Regions from separate parts of the Homo sapiens genome. Here region 2 is linked to region 1. Evidence: chromatin loops called from intact Hi-C (ENCODE). Cell type or tissue: tibial artery. All regions are shown on one strand. Each heading gives the region's core, and the rest is flanking DNA. Links, peaks and the distances in the headings are about the cores only.

Region 1 (10,964 bases), core at 3,950-6,449:
CAGCACTTTGGGAGGCCAAGGCAAGAGGATCACTTGAGCCCAGGAGTTCAGGGCTGCAGTGAGTGAAGATCACACCACTGTACTCTAGCCTGGGTGACAGAGCAAGACCCTGTCTCTAAAAAGAGAAAAGAGGGAGATTTTTCAGGGTGGGCCTGACATAATCAGGTGAGTCCCTCAAGGGCCCTTTCTAAAGTCAGAGAAATTCTACATAGGGAGGATTCCCCACTGCTGGTTTTGCAGATGGAGGGAACCACCTGCAAGGACCTGAGAGCATCCTCTAGGAGCTGAAAGCAACCCCCAGCTGACAGCCAGTAAGGAAGTGAGGACCTCAGTCTTCCAACATCAAGGAGCTGATTCTGCCAACAACCAGTGATTTGGGAAATGAAACTTGAGCCTCAGATGAGACCAATATCTTAATTGTAGTCATGTGAGAGCTGAGCAGATAATCTGGCTACACTTCTGGTCTATGGAACTGGGACAAACCTTGTTCAAAGCTGCTAAATTTATGTTAATTTCTGACGTAGCAATAGAAAGCTAATGAAATTCATGTTTCTAGATATAATTATCGAGCTCAGATTCTTGCTTTTCTCCTTACCCTCATACCTTTTTTTTTCTCTCTCAATTTAAAGCATCTTCCTTGAGGGCACCAGACTTAGGAAGAAAGGCCACAATCTTAATATGGTATTTTCCTCAAGGCTAAGTATTCACAAGCTTTTCTTACTTAAAAGCTTTTAAAGTTTTGCATCTTCTCGTTTAGGACCTATGAGTCATTGGCATTTCCAATCCCTCTAAGTCCAGTTTCTGGACTGACTTTATTCCCTATCCCTTCTCTTGCAAATGTGCTAATTCTTGCTTGTGTTCTTCCCTTTTCTTGTATAACCTTGTGTAATAAAGCCAGTTACAACTATACACACTACTAATATTTTATTTTCTAACTGCATTTGAAATTCTGAAAGAATAATTTTTAAGAAAAATATAAATTACAATAATTTTCTACTTTAAAAAGACAATAACTTTTACAAATTAATAATATAACAAAATGACAGTTTTGAAAGAACAATCTTGAAAACATAGCATTAGGCTCAGAAAGATTTTTGTCCAAATTCATTAAAACCCACAAAGAACAATTAGTCTCATGCTATTTGTACACACTTCCAGAACAGAAAGGAAAAGGAAACTTCCAATTTTTTGAAAGCAATTATAACCTTAATTCCAAAACCTGACAAAGAGAGAATGAAGATGAAGAATATAGAGATAAAGAAAAAACTTTTGAGTTTGGTATATAATAAAAAAAATTTGACAAAATATATAGTTTTGAATGTAGATGCAAAAATCTTAAAATACAATTCTGCAATATAACAACAAAAACCCAATCACCACAAGAGATATACTTCAGTACCATTGAGTATTGTTTAATATTAGCATTGGTTAGTGATATGGTTTGGCTCTGTGTCCCCACCCAAATCTCATCTTGAATTGTAATAATCCCTAAATGTCAAGGGCGGGACCACGTGGAGATAACTGAATCATGGAGGTGATTTCCTCTATGTTGTTCTCATGATAGTGAGTGAGTTCTCATAAGATCTGATGGTTTCATAAGGGTTTTCCCCCTTCACTTGGCTCTCATTCTCTCTCCTGCCGCCCTGTGAAGGGGTGCCTTCCACCATGATTGTAATGTCCTGAGGCCTCCTCAGCCACACAAAACTGTGAGTCAATTAAACCTCTTTCCTGTATCAATTACCCAGTCTCCAGTATGTCTTTATTAGTAGTATGATAATGGACTAATACAATTAGCAAGATGAAAATACATCTTATTATACAAATGGGTGGGAAAAGGAAAGATCTTGATAGATTTCAAAAAAAAGATGACATTTAAAATTTATATCTGATTAAAATTCTCAATAACATAGAAATATAACATATTTCTTTATTGTGCGGGAGAGGTGGAAATCTATTTCCAACCAACAGCCCATGTCACGCTTGATGGGAGGACACCGAGGAGAGTATCAGGAATATTTATCTCCATTATTATTTAACAAAGTAATGGAAGTTCAAGTCAAAGTTATTTTAGACAAAAAGTTGCAAATATGATTATAATTTGCAAGTAATATAATTACATACTTGAAAGCTTCCATTAATTGAAAAAATATTAAAAGTAATTTATTAAAAAGTTATGGGTAAGACAACAGACCTTTTAAATACACAAAAATATTTTAAATATCAATAATTAGTCAAAATATAATAGTTAAAAGTCTTATTTATAACAACACAAAAATAAATACCTAAAATATACTTACTAAATGTGGAAGATGTATGATGATATAATGTTCTTTGGAAATCATTTAATAAAGTTTGAAGTACTATTAGCAACAAAAAGACACTTGGGACACTTTGCTAATCAACTGGAAACCTCATAATTTTTACCATAATGTATTCCATCTGAATTAGAAATTAACTGAAAAAAAACTACAATAAAGGATTGATGAGTGTTTTTTTTTTTTACAAATTTTAGTATGAGTATAGACTTCTTTAGCTTGACTTCAAAGGCAGATTCCTTCAAAGGGAAAGATTAGTAGATTTTATTTTTAAAAATGTTAAAACAGTCATCTTCAATGGAGAGGAGGTAGGGATCAGAAGGCTCGATTATCTTTCCTAAGGATGTAAGCATATCGGAATCTCTGTGTGTGTGTGTGTGTGTGTGTGTGTGTGTGTGTGTGTGAGAGAGAGAGAGAGAGAATTCTAAAATCACTCTTGTTTTGTGTAATTTTTAATTTTTATTTTTTATAACTGTCACTTATTGAGTGTTTAATATGTTCCAGGCAATATTCACATGAGGTAGGCATCATTATTTTCATTTTACAGAAGAAGATTGAAATCTAGAGAAGTTATTGTCATCATTATTATCAGAACCAAGGTAACATTATTACTAGACTGCATATTCTGCATATTGTACTAAGTACTTTACAAAGATTCTCATTTATTTAATTCTCACAGTGATTATCTGAGCAGGAATAATTAATACTCTAATATTCAGATAAGAAATCTCAGGCTGAGAGGTGAAATAATTTGACCAGCTTGTAAGTGCCAGCCTATAATTAAAGCCTATGTCTTCCTTCACTCACCCCTCCTCCACCAGCCAGGGCTCTGAAGCATTAGTTATGCTACTGAAATTGTAAAAATCTCAAATAATCTTAAGAACAGAAATGAGATTTTTCTGTTTTTCAGAAACAGATATTTACTAAAAAGTGTAAAGAACACATTGACTTACAATTTCTATAAATTCAGTACGTACCAATTAACAATGTTAAAATGTAATGTAAAAATTGGAAAAAAACTATTTGTAACGTGTTTAATAATAAATATTAATTGAAGCCCAAGTCGTTCTGAATGCACAGCAAGGTTGGCAAGAATAATAATGGCAGAACAGTTCACGGGGGTCTTGAGCTTCAGCTGAGCTGGGCTCAATATGCCCAAAGGGGCTTTCTCAGGAAGGTGGAAGGATGGTGCCAAAGGGGGAAGCAGATCCAAATGGAAGAGAAAAGGGGCTGGTACTTCACTATGGCAATGCTCTTCATCAGGCTAGATGGCATCTTCCTGGAGCTGGGCAGAGAGAAGCAGAAAAGGCTGCCCACCTTCAACTGCATGCTGGCCCTGCTCCAGCAAGTGCTCAAGTCTGAGGACCTCCCCCACTACCGAGCCCTGGCCTGGTGTTGCAACAGAATGCTGCTGGAGAGGAAGGACCCCTTATCCATCACCACCATGGGCATCCATACTGTGAGTACTCGGAGACCGACCCTCTGGACTGCTTTGGCAAGGCCTTCGAGATCGCCAAGAACCAACCTCCCATCCTGTATCACCCGGCCAAAATATTCCACTTAGGAAAGCAGGATATGGCCACTGGAACCTGCAACATGGCCCTGAATGTCCTACAAGATCCAGAGCTCAACTGGCAGACATACTGCACAAGGGCTGTGACAGGGTCTCATTCTGTTGCCCAACTGGAGTGCAGCAGCCTGATCATGGCTCACTGCAGCCTAGACCTCCTAAGCTAAAGTGATCCTCCCGCTTCAGCCCCCCAAGTAACTTGGGCTACAGGAGCACACCACCAAGACTGGCTAAATTTTTTGTTTGTAAAGATGGGGTCTCACTATGTTGCCCGGGCTGGTCTCAGGCTCTTAGGCTCAAGCAATCCTCCCACCTCGGCTTCCCAAAGTGCTGGGATTACAGGTGTGAGTCACCACGCCCGGCCCTGTAAGGTTTTTGAGTGAAAGAATGAAGGAGCCTCCACTCGCTGCAGGAATCCCTTCTAGAATGCCTGGTCAATGAGCCTCTAGCCTCTTCTGGATTGGCATGGGTGGAGTCAGACTGACTGGAGTTGAAATCTGGCCTCTCTGTCTTGTGGAACTTGCAGCAAGCCACTTATCCCTCCAAACCTCAGTTCCGAAATCTGTAAGATGTAGATAATAACATCCACCTTAATATGTTGTCAGTGGACTCAGTGAGGTAGCATCTGAAGCACAGTGCCTTGGACATATGAGGTGCTTCTGAAAGGCAGTAGAGATTGTTTAATATAGTGGATCAGAGCTCTGGCTTTGAACACAGACAGCCTTGGTTCAAATCCCACATCACCACTTATGTGCTATGGGACCTTTGGCAAAATACTGTTGTCCAAATTTTGAGCCTCAGTTTCTTCATCTGTAGACTGGAGGTGATAGTATGTCTAATAGAGTTGTTATGATAATTAAATTAGATTCTGTATGATAAACTCAGCTTCAAGCATACAGTAAGAGCTCATAAGTAGCTGACTGCTACTATTAGATATGTTTTCTAATTAACTAACCGTCTCTTGAGGCAGTCCACTGCAGTCATTCAGCTCTGCAAGTTACACATGTAGGTGATAGCTACCTCCCTCTACCTTCTGGCACTGGCCCCAGATCTGCCCTCTGAAACCACCACAGAGCCCATTTGCTTGGAGCACAGACCTGGGGCTCTGAGTTTACTTTGCTGCGAGCTAAAGAGTTCCCCCATCCCCTCCTTTACTCTACTACAGTTCACATGACCTAGTGGCAAATCTGCTCCTAGTCTTGGTCTCAATGGCTTAATTATTTTGCCAGCAAGTATGAGGCAAGAGTGAAATCCTTCACTGTAGTTGATGTGGTTATTATTATAGATAATAATAAAATTAACCATAATAGTAAATAATGATTTTTTTTTTTTTTTGAGACGGAGTCTCACTCTGTCACCCAGGCTGGAGTGCAGTGGCGTGATCTCGGCTCACTGCAAGCTCTGCCTCCCGGGTTCATGCCATTCTCCTGCTTCAGCCTCCCGAGTAGCTGGGACGACAGGCGCCCGCCACTGTGCCTGGCTAATTTTTTTGCATTTTTAGTAGAGACAGGGTTTCACTGTGTTAGCCAGGATGGTCTCGATCTCCTGACCTTGTGATCTACCCGCCTAGGCCTCCCAATGTGCTGGGATTACAGGCGTGAGCCACTGCGCCCGCCCAAATAATAAAATATTTCTAAAAAATAAGTATTAATTGAATGCCTACTGTGTGTGGACATTGTTTTAGTTACTGAGTATAGAGAGAAGAAACAGATAGGTCCCTACCCTTATGAAACTTAATTCTAAAAGTAGGGTTAATACCCTTAAAATCATTAATAAAGAAGAGTAGCAGAGTAGCAACACACTTTCACTACTTCTATTCAACATAGTACTGGCAGGCCTAGCCAGAGCAGTCACACAAGAGAAATAAAAAAAGGGCGTCCAGATTGGACGAGTGAAAGTCAAATAATCTCTGTTTGCCAGTGATATAATCTTATACCTAGAAAACTCTAAAGACTGCTCCAAAAGACTCCTAGATTTGCTAAATGAATTTATTAATAGTAAAGTCTCATGTTACAAAATCAGTGTACACAAATCTGTAGCACTTCTATACACCAATAACAATGAAACAGAGACTCAAATCAAGAAGTCAATCCCATTAACAAAAGCTGTAAAAGAAATAAAATACTCAGGAATATGCTTAACCAAGGAGGTGAAAAAATCTCTATAAGGAGAACTACAAAACTCTCATTAAGGAAATTGTAGATGACACAAACAAAAGGAAAAACATCCCATGCTCATGGATTGGAAGAAGCAATATTGTGAAAATAACCATATTGCCCAAAGCGATCTAGATTCAAAGCAATTCCTATCAAAATACCAATGTCATTTTTCACAGAATTAGAAAAAACAATCCTAAAATTCACATGGAACCAAAAAAGATCCTGAATAAAAAAAGTAATCCTAAGTAAAAAGAACCAATCTAGAGGCATCACATTACCTGACTTCAAATTATACTACAAGGTGATGGTAACGAAAACAGCATGGTGCTGGTATAATGGACCAATGGAACATACCGGAGAACCTAGAAATAAAGCCAAATACCTACAACCAACTGATCTTCAACAAAGCAGACAAAAACATATACTGTGGAAAAAATACTCTATTCAATAAATGGTGCTGAGAAAATTGGAGAGCCACATGCAGAAGAGTGAAACTAGATCCTAGTCTCTCACCATATACAAAAATTAACTCAAGGTGGACTGAAGACTTAAATCTAAGACCTGAAAACCTTAAAGTTTTAGAGCATAATATAGGGAAAATTCTTCTGGACAGTGGCCTATGCAGAGAATCTGTGACTAAGACTCCAAAAACAAATGCAACAAAAACAAAAATAAATAAATGAAACTTAACTAAACTAAAAAGTTTCTGCACTGCCATCTGATCTTTGACAAAGTTGATAAAAACAAGCAATGGGAAAAGGACTTCATATTCAGTAAATAGTGCTGGGATAACTGGCTAGAAATATGCAGAAGGTTGAAACTGGACTCCTTTATTATACCATATACAAAAATTAATGTAAATTAGATTAAAGACTTAAATGTGAAGCCCAAAACTATAAAAATCCCAGAAGACAACCTAGGCAATACCATTCTTGTCATAGGTATGGGCAAAGATTTCGTGACAAAAATGCTAAAACTAATTACAATCAAAGCAAAAATTGATAAATGGAATCTAATTAGACTAAAGAGCTTCTGCACAGCAAAAGAAACTATCGACAGAATAAACAGATAACCTACAGAATGGGAGAAAATCTTTGCAAACTATACATCTGACAAAGATCTAATATCCAGCATCTAGGAAATTAAACAAATTTACAAGAAAAAAATATAAACAACCCCATTGAAAAGTGGGCAAAGGACATGAACAGACACTTTTCAAAAAAAGACAAACATGCATGCAGCCAACAAGCATATGAAAAAAAGCTGAATATCACTCAGCATTAGAGAAATACAAATCAAAACCACAATAAGATACCATCTCACACCAGTCAGAATGGCTTTTATTTAAAACAAAACAAAACAAAACAATACAAAAAACCAGATGCTAGTGAGGTTTTGGAGAAAAAGGAACACTTATACACCGTTGGTAGGAGTGTAAATTAGTTCAACCATTGTGGAAAACAGGGTGGCCATTCCTCAAAGACCTAAAAACAGAACTACCATTTGACCCAGCAATACCATTACTGGTTATATACCCAAAGGAATGTACATCATTCTGTCATAAAGACACATGCATGTGTATATTCATTGCAGCACTACTCACAATTGCAAAGATATGGAATCAACCTAAATGCCCATCAGTGGTAGACTGGAATAATACAGAAAATGTGGTACATATACACCATGGAATACTATGAGGCCAAAACAAAAGAATGAGACTATGTCTTTTGCAGGAACGTGGATGGAGCTGGAGGCAATTATCCTTAGCAAACGAATGCAGGAACAGAAAACCAAATACCGCATGTTCTCACTTACAAGCAGGAACTGAATGATGAGAACACATGCACACATTGAGGGAAACAACACATACTCGGGCCTGTTGGAGGGTAGAGAGTGGGAGAAGGGAGAGCATCAGGAAAAATAACTACTGAGTATTAGGCTTAATGTCTGAGTGATGAAATAATCTGTGCAACAAACCCCCATGACTCAAGTTTACCTATGTAGCAAACTGCACATGTACCCCTGAACTTAAAAGTTTACAAAAAGATTTTTAAAAGAATGGTTACATGTAGAGTTGGAGTTGCTGTGTAAACAATCATACATACTCTACTGGTCAGAGCACAACTGGGCCCAGAAATGGATGGATGTAAAACTGTGCGTACAGGACAGTTACCATCTCTCAAAGTTGGACCTAAGCAACCAACAATAAGGGATCATATAATAAAATAAAATTTACATGTAATGAAACATTCAGTCATTCAACATGAAGATTAGATTGCTATTTATGAAAAGGAAATATGGTTATAAGTGAATACTATCATTATGTGACTAGGAGACTTTGCATATCTAGGTTTTTTGTTGTTGTTATGGTTTTTGTTTTTTTTGCGACAGAGTCTTGCTCTGTCGCCCAGGCTGGAATGCAGTGGCTTGATCTTGGCTCACCGCAACCTCTGCCTCCCAGGTTCAAGTGTTTCTCCTGCCTCAGCCTCCTGAGTAGCTGGGACTACAGGCGCGTGCCACTGTGCCTGGTTAATTTTTGTATTTGTAGTAGAGACCGGGTTTTGCTGGGTGCGGTGGCTCACGCCCATAATCCCAGCACTTTGGGAGGCCAAGGCAGGTGCATATCTAGGTTTTAATAATAATTTATAATTTCTATACTTTTTAGGCTGTATATCTACCACACTAAAGCTCCGTAAATCCAATAATGAACCAGAGACTCCATTCAACTATTGGAATCTTAGCAACAAAATGCTTACAGATAGAAACTTACTGGTCTTGTTATTCTGCTTCTGCTCTCTGGCTAAATCCTATCAAACCTTTTATGTGCAGACACGGGTAAAATATACTAGAATTAGAAGGTATATTTTCAAGCCTTTTCCTCTAGAAAATAATGCAAACCACAATTATTTAACATTTGTTAGCTCCTAAAAATAGAGTCTTACTACTGATGTTTCAAATAGTCATTAAAGATGTGGAAGCTATGAGTCATGCTTGGCAGTTAAATATTTTATTTGCTGCTAGAACTTGGATTATGTCTTTGTATTTCATCAGGTAAGCCAAATATGGCATCATGGGAACAGCTAATTCCCTCTGCTCTCCTCACTGCTGCTATTAAATGATGTTTTTCATAACTACACAAGTGCTAAGGTACTAAGTGAAGCAATTACAACTTTGTTTATATTGGGACTAAGATAATTTGGTAAACTTGGGACTTGCCTAACAGGGGTTACTAGTCTAAATGTTATTCAATTGGCAGATCAACTTAGTATTTTCTTCCCACAAAATTGATTTTTTATAAATTGATTTTTTTAAAAAAAAACTAAAAGATCTACCAATGGTATTGGTATTGCACAGGTAGTCTCAAATATTTAATTAACAAAAGCTCTTTTGAACCTAAAAAAGAGAGTTTCTATTGGACAAATAATAGTGTATTGCCTATGTCCACTTTTTAGCTAGAGAGTGCCACCTGATCTATGACAAGGCATTGGGTTTATGAAGGATGTAGTTTTTAATTATAGGATTGTATAGTTTACCCATCAAAAAAAGATAGATTTTTCTTCCATAACACCCAATTCTGCAAAAAAGAAGCTTAAAGCTGAAAAACCTAGTATGCTTAAGCCTAGCATGCTATCAACAAGCAAAATTCTCAAAAATACACAAATTTAAATTTTGACAATATATAAATTAATATGGTAAATTACTATCTAAAGCTTTTACTTCACCAGTGTTTTACAGTTTACAAAGAGCTTTATGTAGTTCCTACTTGAGATAATTCATAAAACAACTGTTGCAGTTCAGGAGGCTAAGTGCCCTACTCTAGACATTCAAATAGTAAACAACAAGGTTCAATTCAAATCCCGTTCTCTGGGTACATTTTTTGGTAATATTCTCAGTATAGTCAGTCATCTTTCTATGTACTATGTTTTATTTGGATTAACTTTAACATGAGCACAACTTTGGTAAAATGATACATAAATCTTCCATACCCATCACAACTTTAGGCATTAAGGCAAAGAGTGCAGATGAAACATCACTGACATTTACTTGGGCACTCTCCACTCTTTCCTGTCATTGGAGGTGGCCTCACAGTCTTTCACAACACAAGTCTCCAAGCATCTACTATAAATTAGTTAGGTTTAAAATGCCAGAAGAAACCCAATTTTTTTCATTCCTGGAATAATGTTCTGTCAATAGAATGTTATTGCACGTGTTATTCCATACCGCTAATTCTTGATTACAAAATCATAAAAAATACCCAAGTGCTTCTGGAATTAGTAAATTTCCATAATTTTAATTATAGATTATCAGTAACTTTTAACTTTCTGATTTTTCCACTTCTCTCATTCTGTCACAAATTTGTCTTCCTTAAATCCATTTTTTTTTTTTTTTTTTTTTTTTTTTGAGACGGAGTCTCACTCTTTCGCCCAAGCTGGACTGCAGTGGCGCTATCCCGGCTCACTGCAAGCTCCGCCTCTTGGGTTCATGCCATTCTCCTGCCTCAGCCTCCCGAGTAGCTGGGATTACAGGCGCCCACCACCACGCCCGGCTAATTTTTTGTATTTTTAGTAGAGACGGGGTTTCACCGTGTTAGCCAGGATGGTCTCGATCTCCTGACCTCGTGATCCGCCCGCCTCGGCCTCCCAAAGTGCTGGGATTACAGGCGTGAGCCACCACGCCCGGCCAAATCCATTTTTACTAAAGTGCCTCTTTTTTAAAAGCTTCTTTGCTTTTTCAGTGACTACTTAATTAAGTCTAAACCCTTTGCTCTCACATCCAAGACCCACCACCATCTAGCCCAGTGTCTCTTTTCAGTCTCACATAATAAGAACACCATTCCTAGACAACTAGAACCACTCATTTCCTAATACACACTTCTTAACATCACCCTCTTTTCTTGATGAGCTCTGTCAGAGTCCTCTT
Region 2 (10,964 bases), core at 4,559-7,058, 90 kb after region 1:
AAGGAGGGAGCAGCTGTGAGAGACGAATGAGGCACTCCGCTCTGCACCTGGGTTTCCACCATGCACCACCTGTTTAGGGTTCACCCAGGTGTTAAAGGTCCACATGCTGCTAAAAGGAAAAGCATTCATGTCAAGCTTTGCTACTGCTTACCTTTCATTAGTAGCAGCACCATCGAACACTCTGCAGGGCAAAACGTACATTGATTTATTCATCCCTTCAATAAACATGTATTAAATATCCCCATGCTAGATGCTGAAGGTACAACAATGAATAAGAAACTGTTGCCTGTCTGCAGGCTGCTCAAGGATATCTTTATGTTAAGTGAATTTATCCACGTGAAAGTGTGTTTGAGAGTGAAAGAGAATATGCTAACACAATCATGAAAATTACATAATTAAAATATTTATCGAGCAACAAATTGTGTTTTTACTATATTGGTCCTATTGTATTACATTGGCAGTTCTATTAAAAACTTTTAAAAAATAAAATTACTTCTAAAAATTGAAAATAACATACATTCATGCACCTTAAACAATTTTTAAAATTATTTTGTTATATTGACTACCTGAATGCTTTAAAAATGAAATAAACAAAACAATGACTGTGATGCATATTCAGTTGCTTAGCTGCATCTGTCTCTAATATGTTACTAGTATTTTCTTGAAGAGTGCAGTTTTTTCAATAAGCATCTTATTATTTTTAATTTGTTCATCAAATTGTAGTCTGCAAAGTGTTATTTTGGTGGTTAATACATTTGAAATTGTTAACATCCGAAATTGATACTTCTCTATTTTTTTATTTGATAGTATGTTCTCTCCATAGGCACTGAGGTTCCTGGCAAACTCGGAGCCAGTTATGAAGAATAGTCTCAAATCTAATTTCTTCTAATTGAAATGTATAAATATTTTACCCCAATATTGTCACAAGCACTGCTTTTTGCTTTCCTTCAGAGTACAACTTCTTTGACAAATTATTTTGTAGGAAAAAAAGAACTTCTAAAAAAACATAGCCTGAATTTATATACTTTTGAATTTTTTGCCAAATATAAATCCTGCAAAATCTAAGAGTTCTCAATATCTTTCAATTCCAGACGTCAATATAAATTATCAAATTAAAAATTGGAGCTCCATCAAAATATTCTTTCTACAAGTCAAGATACTCAAAATTTATTCCTGTACACACTGTTTGAGTTCCCCATAATTTCTTCAGTTTCTCCTTGGTTTTGTAGAAATAAGGTTTTTTGGTTTTTGTTTTTGAGACAGGGTCTCGCTCTGTCACCCAGCCTGGAATGCAGTGATGTGATCTCGGCTTGCTGCAGCCTTGACCTCCCAGGCTCAAGTGATCCTCCCACCTCAGCTGCCTGAATAGCTGGGACCACAGGTGTGCACCACCACGCCTGGGTAATTTTTAAAATTTTTTTGTAGAGATGGCATCTCCCTATGTTGCTCAGGCTGGTCTCCAACTCCTGGGCTCAAGTGATCCTTCCACCTTGGCCTCCCAAAATTCTGGATTAATGCATTTAACATTTTCAATATTATAGGCTTTCTTTTTTAAATCAACTTTTTCTTTTAGAATAATTTTAGAGTTACATAAAAACTGTAAAAGTAGTACAAAGAATTCCTGTATATCCTTCACCCTGTTTCTCCTTTTGTTAACATCATGCTTTAACCATGGTACACTTGTCATAACTAAGAAATCGACACTGGTACATTGCTATTAACTAAATTCCACCCTTTATTCTGATTTCATTAGTTTTTCCCTAACGTCCTTTTTCTGTTCCAGGATCTCATCCAGGATACCTCATTACATTTAGTCATCATATCTCCTTAGTCTCATCTTAGTCTGTCTTTATTTTTGATGACCTTGATAGTTTTGAAGAGTACTGGTCAGATATGTTATAAAATGTTCTTTGATTTTTGTTTGATGTTTTTCTTATGGTGCACTGGAGTTATGGGATTGGGAGAATACCACAAAGGTGAAATGCCTTCCTCATCACATGGTGTCAACATACCATAGCACTAGTGATGTTAACCATGATCACTTGCTGAAGGTAGTGTTTGCCAGGTTTCTCTACAATAAAGTTATTATTTTTCTTCCTTTTCATGCTCTATTTTTGGAAGAAAATCATGAAGCCCAGCCCATACTCAAGGAGGAGGGAATTATACTTCCATTCCAGGGGAACTGTATATATGTATTCAGTGCAGATTCATGTATAATCATACTATGCTTTCAGTAATAATCCAACATTATTATTATTTTGTTTTTCAAATTATTCCAATGTGGCCACTGGGAGCTCTTTCAGGTTGGCTCTTTAGTCCCTTCGGCATGCCTTTATCCTTTGTTTTAGGGGTTCTTCCTTGCTTCCTGGGGCTACAAATGCTTCAAGCTCATCTTATATTTTCCCTGTTCCAATCCTAGCCGAAACTGAGAGTTGCTGACATCAACCATTTCTCTAAGGACCCCTGGTTGCTTTTATTGGAGAATGATATTTAGAAAGCAACATCTGGGATCTGGGTGCAGGCTTTCTTTTTAATAATTTCAACTCAGTAAATGCTGCCAAAGCTGACTTTTTGGCATTACATTCACAGAATGGTTTAATGATTGATAGATGTACAGTTGACTTTTTAATATACTAAAAGGTTAAAAAGCTCATTTACAAAAAGTTGAACGCTGTTGTAGAACATTAACATTGATTTGCAAAGTAGTTCTTCAAAGGCTAAAACACTTGTAAATTCAATTGATGATGGGAAGAAAAGAGATAAAGTGCAATTTGCCATGTCAAAGCTTGTTTTATTATTCAACATCAACTTCATAGCAAATATTTTATGACATTAACCATGTAAGATATGTTAAACTCTTTAAACTGCAACAACTACAGACTCTATTTTAACAGATATGATATCATAGTTTGTTTGAATACAATTATGGTTTATCCGTACATGACAAACAGCTTCAAATTTATTTCTTCTCCATAGATTTTTATATTAATACAAATGTTATATTTACCACAAAGCCTTGCTCCACCAAAATTTAAATTCATGTCATTACCACAAAACAAATACTTTCTCTGTAATGTTAAACATTTTATCTAAGTTTCCAATAGCTTCAGAAAGTTGTCATTTGTTTCACTTTTTCAGAATGCATTTCCAAAACTTTATGCTTAGGAGTTTATGCTGAACAATATGAAAAACCAAAAATGAATTTAAGCAAATCAGATCTTCCTGTTTGAAATTCCCTCTTGCAGGAGTTTGGAGAATTGGTTTGTTGGGACAAGGAATGAGCAACTTATTCAGTAATTTATGGGGGAAAATGAAGACAGCCTGAGTTAAGACAGTGGCTATGGAGATGGAGAAGTGAACTATCTCAGTAGATGTAAAGGTACTACATTTAACTGAATTTGGTGCCTACATAGATGTGTGAAGTGAGAGAGAGGGAGTAAAGCATGACTTCTAGGTTTCCAATTTGATAACGAGGTGGTTAACAGAACCATTAATGAGATGAAGAATAAAGGATGAGAAGACTTGGTAAATAACTGTAATCTCAGCACTTTGGGAGGCCGAGGTGGGCGGATCAGTTGAGGCCAGGAGTTCGAGACCAGCCTGGCCAACATGACAAAACCCCATCTCTACAAAAAAATACAAAAGTTAGCAGGGTGTGGTGGTGCACTCCTGTAATCCCAGCTACTTGGGAGGCTGAGGCACGAGAATCACTTGAACCCAGGAGGCAAAGGTTGCAGTGAGCTGAGATCATGCCACTGCACTCTAGCCTGGGCAATAGAGCAAGACTTCATCTAAAAAAATAAAATAAAAGACTTGGTAGAAAACATGAAGGAATGGGGAGTTCAGGTTTAGACAAGCTGCCTAGAGATATTGTTTCAGGAGTATATTCTTCAGTATATAATTGATAATTGAAGCCATAAAAGAGGTCACATGGGGTTGTATAGAGAGAAAATAAGTCTAAGGAAGAATTCCAGCAACACTTAAAGGGTTGTCAAAGGAGCCTGGGAAAGAATGAGCCAACACACAGAGAGGAAACATCTCTGAATGAGTAAAACAAAAACAAACAAACAAAAAAATGAAGGTATTTGTGTCCCATGTGAAAGCCTGCCAAAGAGTAACCTCTGCAAAGGAGAATTTTAATAATCAAGTAGATAGAATGACCTGTCCTGTGGATACCAGTCAGTCTCTTTCTTTCCTGCCACTTCTGTCATTGGCCAATGGGCTCATTAACAAAGTAGCCATGATGGCAGAGATGGTGGTTATGCATGAGCTCGGCAACATGGACTTCTACTCACCAAAGTCAACTTGGATATGGCCACAGTTGAGTGCCCAATCTGCCAGCAGCAGAAACCAACACTGAACACCAATATGACACCATTCCCCATGGTTATCATCCAGCTACCTGGAGGCAAGTTGATTTCACTGAACCAGTTCCATCATGGAAGGGGCAGTGTTTTGTCCATACTAAAATAGAAACTTACTTTGGATACAAACTTGCTTTTCTCACCTGCAATGCTTCTCTGCCAAAACTGTCATCTGTGGATTCACAGAATGCCTTATCCACCATCATGGTTTTCCACACAGCATTGTTTCTGATCCAGAAACTCACTTCACAGCAAAAGAGGTGCAGCAGTGAGCCCATGCCCTCACCAATGCAGGTGGACATTATCCCATTCATTGAGGGCTTGCACAGAACAAATAGGTGGACTAATGGTGAATTCACTGTCCCCGTTTGAGCTGGGGCATCTGTCTTCTCCTGCCCCTGGACATTGGAGCTCCTGGTTCTCCGGACTTAAGGAATTAGACCAGGAGTTACACCACCAGTTCTCCTGGTTCCCAGCTTGCAGATGCCAGACCGTGGGGCTTTTCAGTCTCCACAATCATTATATGAGCCAATTTCTATGATAAGTCTTTATCTATCTCTATATCTATCTAGCTCTAATCTAATCTATGTATCTACCATCTACATTCTATTCATTCTGTTTCTCAGGAGAACCCTAACACAGAAGGGTTGCAGGATGGACTATGGAACATGGAAAACAGGAAAAAAGAGAAGGGCTCAAGAGACTGTGATCTCTGAGAAAGCACACCTTTGCTGTAACAGCAAAGAGGGAGAGATAGATGTTTGTGGTCAGAGAACAGAGTTTAAGATTTATGAGGTGGAGAAGTTCAGGGTAATAACCAGTTCTGGGATAGGACCTGGATTATGTTTGACCTATGTATAATGTCAAGATAGAGATTATTAAAAGACACTGAGGAAATTGCCATTATTCACCTTTTCAGGTGTATCCTAACTGGGGGCCTAACATAATGTCATAAATTAGGGTAAGAAATGTATTTTAAAATTGTCATGTAGTCTCTTTGTCAGTAAGCAAAGTTTGCCTTAGCCCATGTGATTGACCAAAAACCACTTGTAGGTCCTAAAATTTGAATGAATAAATAGAAGTTAGGAATCACATGCCTGTGTGCAATCTAATGGCTTGAGCTGGCACTTAGTTGGCACTGCCACCAAGTGGCCAGTCGGGAGAACTGCATTTGGTGTTAGAGCTAGTTCTCAATGAGGTATTTGCCGTTCTGAGATCCGACTCTCAAGCTCTGGAGCTACCAACTCTCCAGGGAAATATTTGTGTGACAGCTTTCCAGTGAAATGTGCAATCTGTCAATCCTTTAGATGAGAAAGTACTTAAAGGATGTAGCTTGATGGATGAACTACTCTAGCATAGTCACAGTTTTTTCTCTGACAATTTGGGAAAAGGTTGTTTTCAGAATAACTGTACACTTATAAAAACAGAGACTCCAAACATTGAAAAACAGAAAAAGTAAGCATATTTGATGATACCCTTTCTATATACAGACCTGAGTCTTCAGATCCTTGCAAATTTCTCAACGGGGAAGGACATTGCAGCATGGCAGACCACATGGATATACACGGGGAAGCATCATGAGCATGGTCTGTCCATTGCCTTTTGCCTGTGTCTTGTGTAATGGAGCCATTTTTACTAAATACACGAGGACACTATGTACCTTTGAAATACATACTTGAAAGACAAAAAGGTGAAATTGGTCAGGATTGAGAAGCAAAGAGTAAACCAGTGGACCTGGTCCAATATCTCCTTGACTCTACTGTGGATCTTCATTAAAATTAGGAAAAAAAATGGTGATTGGGAGATGAATAGCTACCTTCATTTACAAAACAAATTCCACAACTATTAATATTTATTGAGTACTTACCATGGGCCAGGTAAGTACTTCCTATATAAGGTAACATCCATAGTGCTTACCATGTTCTAAGTGATGGAGACACAGTAATAAACAAAAGAGGCCAAAGTCCCTGCCCTTGTAGAGCTGACATTCCAGTAGACTGAGGTAGATATGATTACCCCTGCACCACAGATGAAGAAGCTGAAGCTCAGAAATGTAGCAAGTAATTGACCGAATGAGGTATTAGGCACTGGTGTGTTCTACAACAAAATCTGTGGTTGTTATTTTTATGCTAGGAGCAAGGAGGTGTAATCTCTGACCCTTTGTTACACCTGAGAACTGTGCCATAATGATCATTACAGAAGGCTTTCAGACATACACAATATCGTTGGCACCTGAAATCTTTCTTTAAACTTACCTTATGAGAGTCCGTTTTGCTAAGTGTCTCCACATTCTTCTGTGACTTTTTTTAAAATTATACTCTTTAGCTGCTGATGAGGTGGGCACAGCGGCCGTTGGCAGCTGCTGCTTTGGGTTGCTTTGTCAATCTCTGCCCCGGTCTGATGTTTTCTACAGGGAGATGCCTTGGATCCAGGTTCAGGGATTAAATAAACTTGTCAGCTGAAGATGAAAAAAAAAATTATACTCTTTATTACATTATATTGAAATTAACTTGTGTATGTCTGTCTCCCTCATTGAATTGTGGGCTCCCTAGAGCAGAACCATGTCTTATTTATCTTTATAACCAAATCAAGTTCAGGCACTGGCAAGAGTAGGAACCAGTGGTACAGAATTTGCAAACACTAGCATCTTTGAAATGCCCCATTGACTAGCAGTTTCTGCCCACCTCAAACCCATTGCTGTATCCTGATCAGTTCCTGACAAATTCTTGTTGGCTTGAACTTGTTTGAGCTTTAGTCTGTATAGGGGGAATGGAACTGCCAATGGAAAGAGAGATAGACTACGAAATCTCACTTTTCAAGTGGATATCTTTTCTTCTGTGAGTATAATACCTCTAAATAGCCTGAAGGACAGAGCTCTCTGCTACCACTTATGATCACATAGTGCTTTGCATTGGATAAATTATTTTTACATTAATCACATTTGTTGCCTTATGAGGTGGGTAGGGCAAGTTTTACTTCCTCATTTTATCCATAATGAAGTTGAGGCTCAAAAACATTAAATGACTTCCCTCAAAGCACACAACTTACACAAGGGGCCTTTAGACTTGATTCCAATCCATACCTAGACCCATTACATAGATCTGTCTTCCCTACTGTACTGCTACTATGAATTTTATCAATTCCACTATAAACATGTTTTATAATCTGGAATTTGTCAAATACAGTATGCCTTTGTTATTAGATAGTGGAGCTATTTTTACTCAATACACAAGGACACAATGTATCTTTGAAATAAAGAGATGAAATTCACCAAGATTGAGAAACAGTAAACCAGTGAGTTCTCTTCAATTTCCCTTTGGATTTATGGTGGTGCTACACTAAAACTGAGTAAATTAAATCATTCTCTGAATATCTATTCCAGTAAAATGAAGGTCATTTATAAATTATTTATAAATCATTATAATTCAAAAATAATTCAAAAAACAAATGTAAATATTAAATGCAGGCATTTAAACATTTCACTCTCAAAGAATGAATGCATGGGAGGTAAAGGATATGAGGCTAATTTGATGGGGACATGAAATGGTAAAACCTTAGAATTCTGAGCTACTGCCCCCCAAGAAAGATATTAATGTGCACACAGGAAATTTCATGGCACCCACATTTCTGCTCTGTTTTCAGCTGTTATCTCAAAGACAAAGGGAGCAGACTATAACACTCCCATCCCTTTCCCACAGGGTGAGCAGGACTAATAGGTGGCTGCCCCGTTAATCCATTACACTGGCATAAGATATAACTAATAGTCCCACCAGAACAGTAGGCATTAATTGGGATTGTCCCAGATAAACTGAGATATATGGTAACCCTTGTAATAAGAGCATGCATTTCCCAGAGCATTTGGGGAGGTAATTATCCCTATAAACTCTGAAGCCAAAGCGAAACTTGTGCAAATTAATTGAGACTGAAAACCAGCCCTGGTATTTCTACCTTAGCCCAAGAAGCACTGGAGACATAGCAGAGGGTTACGGAACCTGATGCAGCAGGAGAAATACAGAGTGGATTAAGCCAAAGACAGTTCATTTAAATTTGTTTCCTCAAAGTTTCTCATAATTCCTAAGGATGGAGTTGGATATTAACATCCACTTTCTCTATTTATATTATACATAGTTTATTATCTATAACTAGGCTTAGGAAAACTGTTTAGTAGAGTATGTAGTTCTCATTCCAAATATTAAAGGCAGTAGTTCACAGTGAATCGTGGTGATTGTCTCTCTTAGAACCCAAGGTAAAGCACCCTTCATGTTTTTTCAAAGAATAAAAACTAGGCTGTATACCTCAACTCACTAACACATCACAATTCTGCTAGCCAACATGAGCAAACTCATAAAAATGACTTACTTTAAGAATACTCAATTAACATGTCTTACTTCTATCTTAAGAATGCATATCATACTTTCATTTCATTTGCACTGTAACTATTCATGTGTTTATTTTCACCACAAGATTTGAAGGTCCTCATTGGCAGGGATGATATCTTGTTCATCTTTGTACCCCTAGTATCTGGAATAATTCTCCAAGCATTTTATTATTGGAAATAAATGTCTTTTAAAAGTACCACTTATAAAATGAAAGATTTTTAAAATGAAAGAATTTTACTAACGCTTTAGTTAATAGATAGCACCTTACCATAGACCAGCCAGCTAGGGGCAAATATAGTGAGAAGAAAGAAGTCCACTTAGAAGAAGGAAGAAAAGTATAAAAGGTCAACTGATTTTTCACTTTGTTTTAAGACATTCCAGGTCATAATGTTTTATGCTTACTGAGACAGCTTATATGATAAGCTATGACCATTCTTCAAGAAGTTGGAAAGAAATAAATTCTTGTACAAACATCACTGCCAATGGTGTTGAACATGAGCACCTGTGTTTGAAATGAAAGCACAGGCCAAGGCCCCTTAGGGAATATAAACAGATATCAACAATGCATCATAGTTACCAAATTAAATGAAAAAGGAGGTGTTTTCTATATGTTTCCTGAAACCCATGTGTTTTCTTTTGTGCTTGAAAGCAGTCCCAAGCCTTGGCATTGTGACTAAGCTTGAAAAAGAATTCTCCTGAAAGTGCTCCCCATTTCTCAAAAATTAAGAGAAAAAGAGATCAGCCAGTATTTTAGGTTATTCATTCTCATTTTTAACACCAACATAGCTGCTAAGTAATTTTAATAGCAAATATTAGTCATGTTATTTGAAAAAAAGAATTTAATTAAAATTGATCAATATAATTCATTGGTCATTTACTTAAAAAATGAATGTTCTTTATACTGATTATAAAATCATTCTGAAATTTGGCTAGCACCAGAAGTGGAAAATAATTCTTACTCATTTAGAAATTTAGAGCCATACCAGACAAGTCACTGATGTGAAATTCAGCAGCCATGAGAAGGTAAATGGGGATTTACTAGTAAGTAAACTTTATGAATCTGATTGATTGGTAAGGCTTGAAAATCATTGTCAGTTGTTCTAAGAGTTCATCCACGTTTCTTAATAGCAAGTTTAGGACTTAGGCAAACTGCTCTTCTTTGTTTTTTTTTTTTTAATCTAAAGTGTATATTTTATATAATATTATTATAATATAAAGGTAAAAAATGAAATGAGTTTGGGAAGTAATGAAATAATGCAGTCCTTCTCAGAGCCTTTAATATATTAATGTGGGTTATGACTCTGAGAAGAGGGAGTTATATGTGTCCCAAACTCTTTTGACTATTATATTAGTTATCTACAGCCACAATAATTCCAGATGGCAAACCACACCAAAATTCAGTGTCTCAGAACAATCTTCATGTATTCTCACAGAGCTGAAGTTTGACTGGAACACTTCTGCTTCAAGCAGCAGGCCTGGGAATTTGTGTTTTCTATGCTTCTCTCATCCTCCTTGGCCTAGCAGGCTAGCCAGGACATGTTCTTCTTGGACAATGCCAGAGGTACAAAAGAGGCAGTGAAAATGCACTAAGTTTCTTAAGTCCTACTCCTAAAATTGTCATACTGTGTCTGTAATCCATATTCAACTGGACAAAGCAAGTCACATAGCCAAGCCCAAAGTCAGGGAGTGATGAAATATGCTCCATCCATGGTGAGGCCATTGCAAGGAGTGGATCCAAGGAGGGGTTAAAGAGCTAGGACCAACAATTGTCTCACAACAAAACTCTTTGTTTATGGATCATCTCATGGAACTAGTGCTCCACAGAACACACTTTTGGAAACACTGCAATATCTCACTGCTTTTTATGCAATGCTTATGTTAGTGGGCACAAAATGACATCTGACTAACTTTCTGAGAATTTCCTAATTCAGGCTAATTTCCTGAGATGCTGCAGCCTGAGAGACAATTTAAAATATTATAATCTAAATGGAACCCACTACTAGATTCCTAGCAGAAATTCTTCTTGTTAATAGGTCTTTAAAATCCCTTCTGTTGTGAAAACTCAATGAAAATTCAGCTTATAGAGTCAATATGGACACAGCGGGTTCAGTTTAGAGAGAGATCATTTTCCTAGAGAGCCTCAGTCAGGATTCTGCAAAGGATTTTGGAGGGAATCAGATGCTTTGATAGGAGTGGATGATTAAGACTAAGTTCTCAGAGA

What was found. Hi-C counts contacts between places; a loop is a spot of excess contacts. Peaks named below come from ENCODE experiments on the same cell type or tissue, not always from the same donor. Only the 100,000 strongest peaks of a DNase experiment are listed, where the experiment ranks them.
Region 2: it touches region 1 in a loop (2.3-fold over the local background); 34 of 110 quality-filtered maps call a loop at or near these places.

The regions. Positions count from the first base shown.
Region 1 is chr6:100,086,318-100,097,281 of GRCh38, reverse strand. It overlaps the pseudogene LOC100420742. Among named protein-coding and RNA genes, the nearest start is that of MCHR2, 98 kb to the right of the region's middle. In tibial artery, for the core only: no CTCF peak of the experiment used is centred there; DNase peaks (open chromatin) are centred at 4,211 and 4,954.
Region 2 is chr6:99,996,652-100,007,615 of GRCh38, reverse strand. MCHR2-AS1 (MCHR2 antisense RNA 1) reads right to left here. Exons shown (of 3, transcript NR_038384.1): 2 at 6,620-6,822. Among named protein-coding and RNA genes, the nearest start is that of MCHR2, 7.9 kb to the right of the region's middle. In tibial artery, for the core only: a CTCF peak has its summit at 5,502 (motif pointing left); no DNase peak of the experiment used is centred there; H3K27me3 peaks cover 995 bases.